Linked DNA regions of Homo sapiens: region 2 is linked to region 1. Evidence: chromatin loops called from intact Hi-C (ENCODE). Cell type or tissue: ascending aorta. All regions are shown on one strand. Each heading gives the region's core, and the rest is flanking DNA. Links, peaks and the distances in the headings are about the cores only.

Evidence for each region. A loop is a pair of places that touch in the nucleus more often than their neighbours do. Peaks named below come from ENCODE experiments on the same cell type or tissue, not always from the same donor. Only the 100,000 strongest peaks of a DNase experiment are listed, where the experiment ranks them.
Region 2: a loop joins it to region 1, with 7 times the contacts of the local background. A loop is called at or near these places in 78 of 110 quality-filtered maps.

Annotation. Positions count from the first base shown.
Region 1 is chr18:75,477,538-75,481,747 of GRCh38, forward strand. It overlaps LOC105372201 (a long non-coding RNA gene), which reads left to right. Exons shown (of 3, transcript XR_935637.3): 3 at 1-1,009. Among named protein-coding and RNA genes, the nearest start is that of SMIM21, 52 kb to the left of the region's middle. In ascending aorta, for the core only: CTCF peaks have their summits at 1,651 (motif pointing left) and 1,854; no DNase peak of the experiment used is centred there.
Region 2 is chr18:74,655,595-74,659,804 of GRCh38, forward strand. The region is part of intron 3 of ZNF407 (zinc finger protein 407); the gene reads left to right. Among named protein-coding and RNA genes, the nearest start is that of ZNF407, 60 kb to the left of the region's middle. In ascending aorta, for the core only: a CTCF peak has its summit at 2,228 (motif pointing right); no DNase peak of the experiment used is centred there.

The sequences.
Region 1 (4,210 bases), core at 547-3,046:
CCATTCTCCTCCTTGTCCTCCTTCTTCTTCCTCCTCTTCCCCATCCTCCTCTACTGCCTGTTCATAGGGGAAATATACGTCTGTCTGTCTGTCTATCTATCTATCTATCTATCTTTCTATCTATTATCTATCCATCTCCCAAATGCAAACACTGAATCACTAGTCAATAAGTCTCATTATAAATGTTTGATGCTAGCCCAATGCTGGGCTCACTTTCTAAACTCCTAGGTAATTCCACAACAGAAAGAAATAAGATTTCAGGTATTATTTTATGTTTCTTATAATATTATCAGTATAGGATACTAGTTAAACTGTGGAGACACAGAGACAAATGGAGACTAGTCTGAATAACCTGGAGACAGTCCTCTCTCACAGCAAAGTAAAATCTGGTTTGGTGGTTCTGCTTTGCAAAGTTATGACGGGCTCAAGCTCTTCCTACCTTTTTGCCTCACTCTCCTGACCTGTTGTCCTCTCCACATAGCCCCAGATGACTCACCATCATATCCACATTCTAGCCAGTGGGAAGGGGAAATGGAGTTGGTAAAAGCATGTTCCTCTTTCTCTTGTGCACTGCAACTCTGCACAGTCCATCTGTTCTTACCCCATTGGCCAGAATGCAGTCACCTTGCTTCTACTGGCTGCAAGGAAGGATGGGGATTGTAGTTTTTCCCATGAGAACTCATATACCCAGACTAAAATTGGTAACTGTATTATCAAGAGAGAGTGGGAGCAACTTGGGGACATTGACAGTTTCTGTCACACTTAGCAATATGATGTACTCATAGAGGGATACACAATTCTTGCTGTTGTTGCCTATTGATAACTTCACTGTGTATTTTCTGGTCTTCAGTTTACCATATTGTGATATATACTGTGTACATGTATAGGGACTTCATTACTTTCACTCAAAAGCTCCAATAAAGAATCATGCAGTCTAGGTGCAGTGGCTCACACTTGTAATCCCAACACTTTGGGAGGTCAAGGCAGGAGGATCGCTTGAGGCCAGGAGTTTGAGACCAGCCTGGGCAACATAGGGAGACCCAATCTTTACAGAAAATAATAATAAAAAGAATCATGCAAATCTCTAATTGTGGAAGTGTTATTTTAGCAAACTACATGAAAAGCTTACGGGTTATACCATTCATTTCCTTACCATGACATTTTATTTAATTTAACTACAAAATCTCAAAGAGTCTAATACTTTCTGATGCTCTTTTCATTTTGTGCCTTTCACATTATAATTTATAGCTTAAAGCCACCTTTCTCAAAGTCTAAAAATCTGTTAGTCAATTTTTCCCTTTTTATAACCTTTCCATATATTCTGTCATATTAAAGAGATGATGAAGCCCATTATGGCCATTAGAATTCTGATGCAATTAAGTTTTATTCCACTATAAGTGACAGGTACTTGATTCCTTCTTGGAATGGGATAATTTTCTACAGGCCTGCAACTCTTACACCCTCGTTAATTTGCAAGGCTGTTTTAGAAAATATGTTGTCAGTGCTGAATGAGGTACATCTCTAACTTTGAACAAATCATTGTCTTAATGTTCTTCAGGTTATAACATCCATTTAAAGAAAAACCTCACCATTGTCCCCAGGAGAGTCAATAAAAATGCTTCTGTGCTTTGTTTGTGGACACTTAAATAATAGGAGAGCTCCCCCTACTGATTGACGTTAGGGAATTATGGAGGAGGGGCTAATCTCAGGCCTTTCGCTCTTGTTAATTTCTCTAATGCTCATGCACAGACCAAGATGAAAATCAAAAGCAAGCCTGTTTGACACTGGCTTTTGAAATGCTTAAAAACATCAGCATTTGTCAAGTGGAAAGATTTTCATTTCAAAGTTCTAACAGGTTATTATTATTCCAAGCAATGGAGAGTTAAAAAAGGTTGAACAACTATAATAATGGTGGCATCTAAGTGTGGGGAGTGATCAGGTGTTATTGTTTGTTTGCATAAAATGATATCACCTAGCTTTGTGTTGGGTTTGTTTAAGAAATGTAGGCTAATTAGGCCATACAAGTAACTTTGTTTTCTGAAAATTAATTAAGCTTTTGTGGCCTTACCAGGTTACAGGGCCAGGCTCACCTCCCACACAGTTGCTCTGGAGCTATGTAGGAGGCAAGCCTGTCTCACGCTGAACTGCCAGGTGATGCCGTCACGGGAAGAATGGAGTTTAGTAATGCTGCATTTGAAGTCTTGTTCAAGTCGTAAAATGTTGGATTCTATTTTTATTAAATCGCTTAAACTTTCAACATAGTGAAAAAGATTTATTTAACATACATTTCACAGGCCTTTTTGAATGCATATTTTTTGGGAAAAAATACAGCAGAGGACATTTCTATAACTAAAGCTACTGTCCTGAAGGGACAAAACAAGCGCGTTAACTATTGAGGTCCTATTGTTTCATCAGGCCATCGGCAGAAACATTGAAAATGTTGTATTTGTAGGGTTATGAGGGAGCTCTACCCATCTCCTTCAAGTAAGACAGACATAAATCCTCTTTATGATTCGAGAATATCGTATAGAATCTACATAAAGTCTTAGAGGCTGTAGAGAAATAGGTTTTATTGTAAGAACCCCCAAGTAGAGAAACCAAACCAAGCATCTGGAGAAGCATATGATGTAGTGAGCTTGACAAAAAAATGCCTCATCTATAGGAAGAAGGACTGTTTTTAGCAACCTCCTTTTTGTATCTGAACACTTTTTTAAAACAGCTCTATTGAGATGTAATTTACATACCATAAAATTCTCCCATTTAAATTATACAGTTCAATGCTTTTAATATATTTACAGAGTTGTGTAACAATCATGATCTGATTTTGGAACATTTTTCATCACCTCCAAAAGAAACCCCATGTCTATGAGGTGTCACTTCTTATCACCCCCTCAATCTTCAACCCCGTACCCATTAAAAGTCACTCCCTATCACCCCCCTCAATCTTCAACCCCAGCCTCTGAAAGTCACTTATCTGCTTTTGCCTCCATGAATTTACCTCTTCTGGACATTTAATATAAATGGAATAATAATATTTGATCTTTTGTGATTGGCTTTGTTTCATGGCATAATATTTGAGGTTTATCCTTGTTTTAGCATGTATAAGTAATTCATCTTTTTTTGCCAAATAGTATTCCATTGTATGGGCATACCACATTTTGTTTATCCATTTATCAGCTGAAGGACATTTGGGTTGTTTACACTTTTTGGCTGTTACGAGCAGTAGCTGCCCTCGGTCTTCATCCAGAAGTCTTTGCAGGGACATATGTTCTCATTTTCCTTGGGTAGTTACTTAGGAGTGGAATTTCTGGGACATATGGTGACTCTATATTTAACATATTGAGGAACTGCCCAAATGTTCTCCAGTGTTTCTGCACCTTTTTACATTCCCACCAGTAAGGTGGGTTCCAATTTCATCACATCCTTACCAACCTTTATTATTGGCTTTTTGATTATAGCTATTCTATTGGATGTGCAGTGGAATCTTATTGTAGTTTTGATTTGCATTTCCCTAATGAGTAAGGACATTGAATATCTTTTCATGTGCTTTTTCGCCATTTGTATATCTTCTTTGGAGAAATGTCTGTTCAAATCATTTGCCTGTTTTATGACTGGGTTATTCTTATCATTATTGTGTTATGTGAAGTTGCTTTTATATACTTTGGATACAGGTCTTTTATCAGATATATAATATTTTCTCTAATTTTATGGGCTGATATTCCAATTACTTGATGATGTTGTTTGACTCATAAAAGTTTTTAATTTTGATGAAGTCTAATTCATCAATTTTGCCTTTTATTGTTTCTGCTTTTGGTGTCACATTTAAGCAATCACTGCCTAACCTAAAGTTCCAACAGGTCACAGAGATTTACTTCTAAGTCTTTTTACAAGACATAGAAATTGGTTTAGTTTTTACAGTTAGGTCTATGATCCATTTTGAGTTTAGTTTGTATATGGCATAAGGGAGGGGGCTAAATAAAGCCTTATGCATGTGGATATTCAGTAATCTCAGCACATTTATTGAGGGGACTGTTTACCCCCATTGGCATCTTTATGGAAAATTAATTGACTATAAGTGTAAGTTTTTCTTTCTGGACTTTTAACTTTATTCCATTCATCAATGTGTCTATCTTCATGCCAGTACCACACTGCTTTAATTATTATAGCTTTGTAATAGGTTTTAAAATGGGAGAATGTGAGTCTTCTTTGT
Region 2 (4,210 bases), core at 894-3,393, 820 kb before region 1:
GTGGGTTTTGCATGCAACAAAAAATTGGAAAGGGGCTAAACATTTTCCCCTCTCCTCAGACTACTATGTAATTTGTCTATCTACTTTCAGTGAATATTTGTTTTTCTTTATTTGAGGTGTGTGGGTGTGAGTGCACACACATGCATCTGTTCATGCTCACGTGTATAAAACTGATGTGATTTTTATGTCCTGCAGATATTGGTACAATCAGTCGGTTCAAGGTTTAGCTTGTTTTATTTTACAAATGAAAACGTCGGTTTTGTGTGATACGATGAGACTGCAATATTAGATCCTTTTAAAATCAACTGCCAATTTATATGGCTGGCTACAACTGCTTATTCTATTATTAATAAGCATTTTTGCTCAACTATATAAATTATAAAAATAATGCTAAGATTCTAGGAGAATTTTATATTTATAATTTGTATAAAAATTTTATAATTTCTTGAAGACAAATGAATTACTTTTGTATTTTTTATTGCTGCTTCTGTATACATTTATCATTATAATAGAGGCAGATTAGGAAATGGGCCACAATTGTAACTAATTAAAAGAAATTTTACTCACACATTTGTTAAAGGATAGTTGAAATATTCAGATGCATCTTTGTGAATCAAAGGACTTACAATTCAAAACTTTAGTTAGGTTACTTTACATAAAAATAACTGATTTATTTTTCTAAGACACTAACATATTAATGTGAGGGATTTTTTGGTGTGCAGTTCATTTTTTGGGGGTATATGTTAGCGTTCACATACATACATACGTACATACATACATTTATACACATTAAAAGAAAATCCTTTTTTTGTTGAAGACCTTAAAGGACAAAGGATTTTTGACCCCACCCTGAGACTGTGCAATGTAAGTTTACAAAAGGATCAAGGAGCACAGATTTTAATAATGCAAACAATATTAGTCCTGTCCCCTCTGGCGTCACGAACCTGGACATACTGATTGTATACTTTGATTCTTAAACCATGGAGATGTATGAGATGCCCTAGGGAGCACCTGGCCAGGCTAAGAACATTTCAGTGATTACAAGGATAGTGCCTAGAGGGCAATTAAGGGACAGGGCAGGAGATCTACAGTAATGAGTCCCTGTAGCACCTGATGAACCACAGAAAGGGAAGCAGAGAATTAGGATCAAATGTAGCTGAGTGAGGAAGATTGTTGAGTAATGTATAGATTATTTACCAAGAATAGGATTTTTATACTTTGATATTTATGTAATCAGGCAGATTAAAAAATCCCATCACTTAATGTATTTGACATATCCCTTTAGGTGAATTTAATAATTTAAGTTTTATGAATAAATGCCATTGTTGTTATCCTGTATTGCTTATTACTGTGCTTAATACTGTGTTGTATTGCTTATTACTGTGATATACTTCCTTTGAATGAACATTTTATTTTTCTCCCTATTGAGTTTGTAGGTGTGTTTTTATTTTACTAATATAAAGTAATTCCAGCCAAGTGTTGAACTAGTTTTTTTTTTTTTTTTTAATTTAAGTGTCTGTGTAGTCTTCCTGTTTGCTTACGTATTATTTTTCCATAGTTGTTTGTATCTACAGTGGAAGGCACAGTTTTCTTGATTTAGTTCAAGCCCGTGGAAACTAAAATTGAGGGTAATTTCTTGAAATATTTTTTGTATAATTATGAAAAAATGATAGTAGAAGGAAAATTTTGTATAGTATGTATAATTTACACAGGAGTCTTAAATAGATTTAAAATCAGGTGATTTCACTGCTGAATTTTCTGACTCATCTTTCTTAAAAACAGATTAATGGCATAATACACATATTTGTGTCATTTTCTGTTTGTCCAGAAAATGCATTATTGTGTAGGGAAAAAAAGAGAGAGTGAAAAGGGAAACTGCTTTGAGCGTGAGATTTGATGTGATAAACCTGGTTACTTAACCATTCGTCTCCTGTAGCCCTGCTGTTGTGTACAGGTATTAATGGATGGGCTCTCCTACCTCATTGATCTTTGCGATGGTGTATGCTCAACTATACAGATGAGAGCTGAGAGAGAACTAACTGGCTGTAAAGTGTTCACCTCCACGTTGGTTCCTGGCTTTCTTTCCTCGGCATTGTCTGAATCACTTCTTATACCCCACTGCAGCAGCAGTGTTTACGCTGTACTTGTTCCATGTTCCATCAAATACTGTCGTCCACCCTGGGAGGTCTGCAGTGCTGCTGCTTGCGTGACCACGAGGGGGAGTCAGGGAGTGTCCCTGGAATTCCTCCCCATCCTCTCCTTCCTCCCTGTCTTCTCAGCCTCTTGCTCTCTACTTCTCCTTTTCCTTTCTTCTTCTTCTTCTTCTTCTTCTTCTTCTTCTCCCTCCTTTCTTTTTTCTCTTTCCATTTCCTCCTCTTTCCTTTCCCTCCTTTCCCCCTTTCTTCCTCTCCCTTCCTTTCCCTTCTCTTCTTCATGTGGAACTGAAAATATTATTGCTATCTTACATCCTTCTCCAATTGAACATCACTACAATAGAAGCAGCAGTTGTCTTTATTTATTTATTTATTTATTTTTTGAGACGGAGCCTCGCTCTGTAGCCCAGGCTGGAGTGCAGTGGCATGATCTCAGCTCACTGCAACCTCCGCCTCCCGGGTTCCGGTTCAAGCAATTCTCCTGCCTCAGCCTCCCGAGCAGCTGGGATTACAGGAATGCGCCACCATGCCCAGCTAATTTTTGTATTTTTAGTAGAGACAGGGTTTCACCATGTTGGCCAGGCTGGTCTTGAACTCCTGACCTCGTGATCTGCCCACCTCGGCCTCCCAAAGTGTGGGATTACAGGTGTGTGCCACCGCGCCTGGCCTTCGTCTTTATTTTTTAAAGTTGTTCAGTAGATGTCATATATTTTCCTAACTACTATTTACATAGATATAGGATGGCAAATTTTACAGGTTTAATGGGTAAAGAACTCTTAGAGGGAGTGTGACTACCTAGATGAATACTGGGTTGGGTTTAAAATAAAGAAAAACTGTGATGTGTAAAATGCTCAATATGATTACTAGAAATGATGTATCTAAAAATAACCATAAAATAATTCTTTACAAACTGTTTCAACCTACTTTTGTTTTAATTAGAATAACTCTAAGATTGGGGATATTCCTGAATTGTTTCTTCCTAATTAAAATATATTTAGGAGTGTCTGACTTGGGTTGATGTTACGTGATTTTTTGCTTGGAGTGTTCTCATAAAACCAAGTAGACATTTATTCAACTATGATAGTCACTAACTTTGGCTTAAATATCCGTAAATATATATTTTAGCTTTCTCTAAACTATTAATGTAAATCTCTGAAGGAATTTAAAACATTATATATCTATCTATATATATATTCTTCAGATTGTGTAATTAAAATCTATTGTATACACATGGTGTGTTTTCACTTTTTTTATATTCCATCTAGGGACATGTGAGTGGACATTGGTATTCTCCCCCAGATTTACATTCTCTGGGTATTTAAAGCTCATGGATTTTTTGAAATAGATGAACTACATAGATAACTTAATACTGGTGTGTTTTGGGCTTGCTTTCTGATTTCATAATACGTAAATATATCATTGTGGTTTAGATTTTTATTTTTCAAAGATTGGATTTTGATGATTTCATTTTTATCTTTGAAAATTCTTTTGTGTTTGATGAGATAAATCCATTTCATTTTAATTAAAAATGCTTAACCTATGTAGAGCTGGTTGAACACCATGTAGGATGCTAGTGATTACAGAATCTATGCATATAAAATATATCTATTTATGAAATTGAAAACAATTATGAGGTAAAAAAGATACATTTATGTTTAATTTTGAAATTGACCTTTGACTTCAGTTTTACTTAGCTAAAATTCGTGGCTAAATTTGTATATATCTGAATATTCTAAGAAGTTTGTTTATATAATTGAATGGTAGAATCATCTTAAAATTACCCTGACAATGGTTACTGGAGCTATGGTCTGTGATTGTGCTTGAGAAACAAATAGATAAAACATTTGTGACTCTTTTAATGATTATATTTCTTGATAGCTTTCATAAGAAAGCACATAATTTGTGACAACTTCAGTAAAAAGACACAGCAGCAAAACTTTTTGAGTTAGCGGCAAAGTAAATGGGGCAGGTTTTGCATTTTGAACAGAAATGTTATGAGCTGTGATTGAATTTGTCGTGAAAGTGTGTCAGTATTAATAAAAGTATTTAGGTACAAG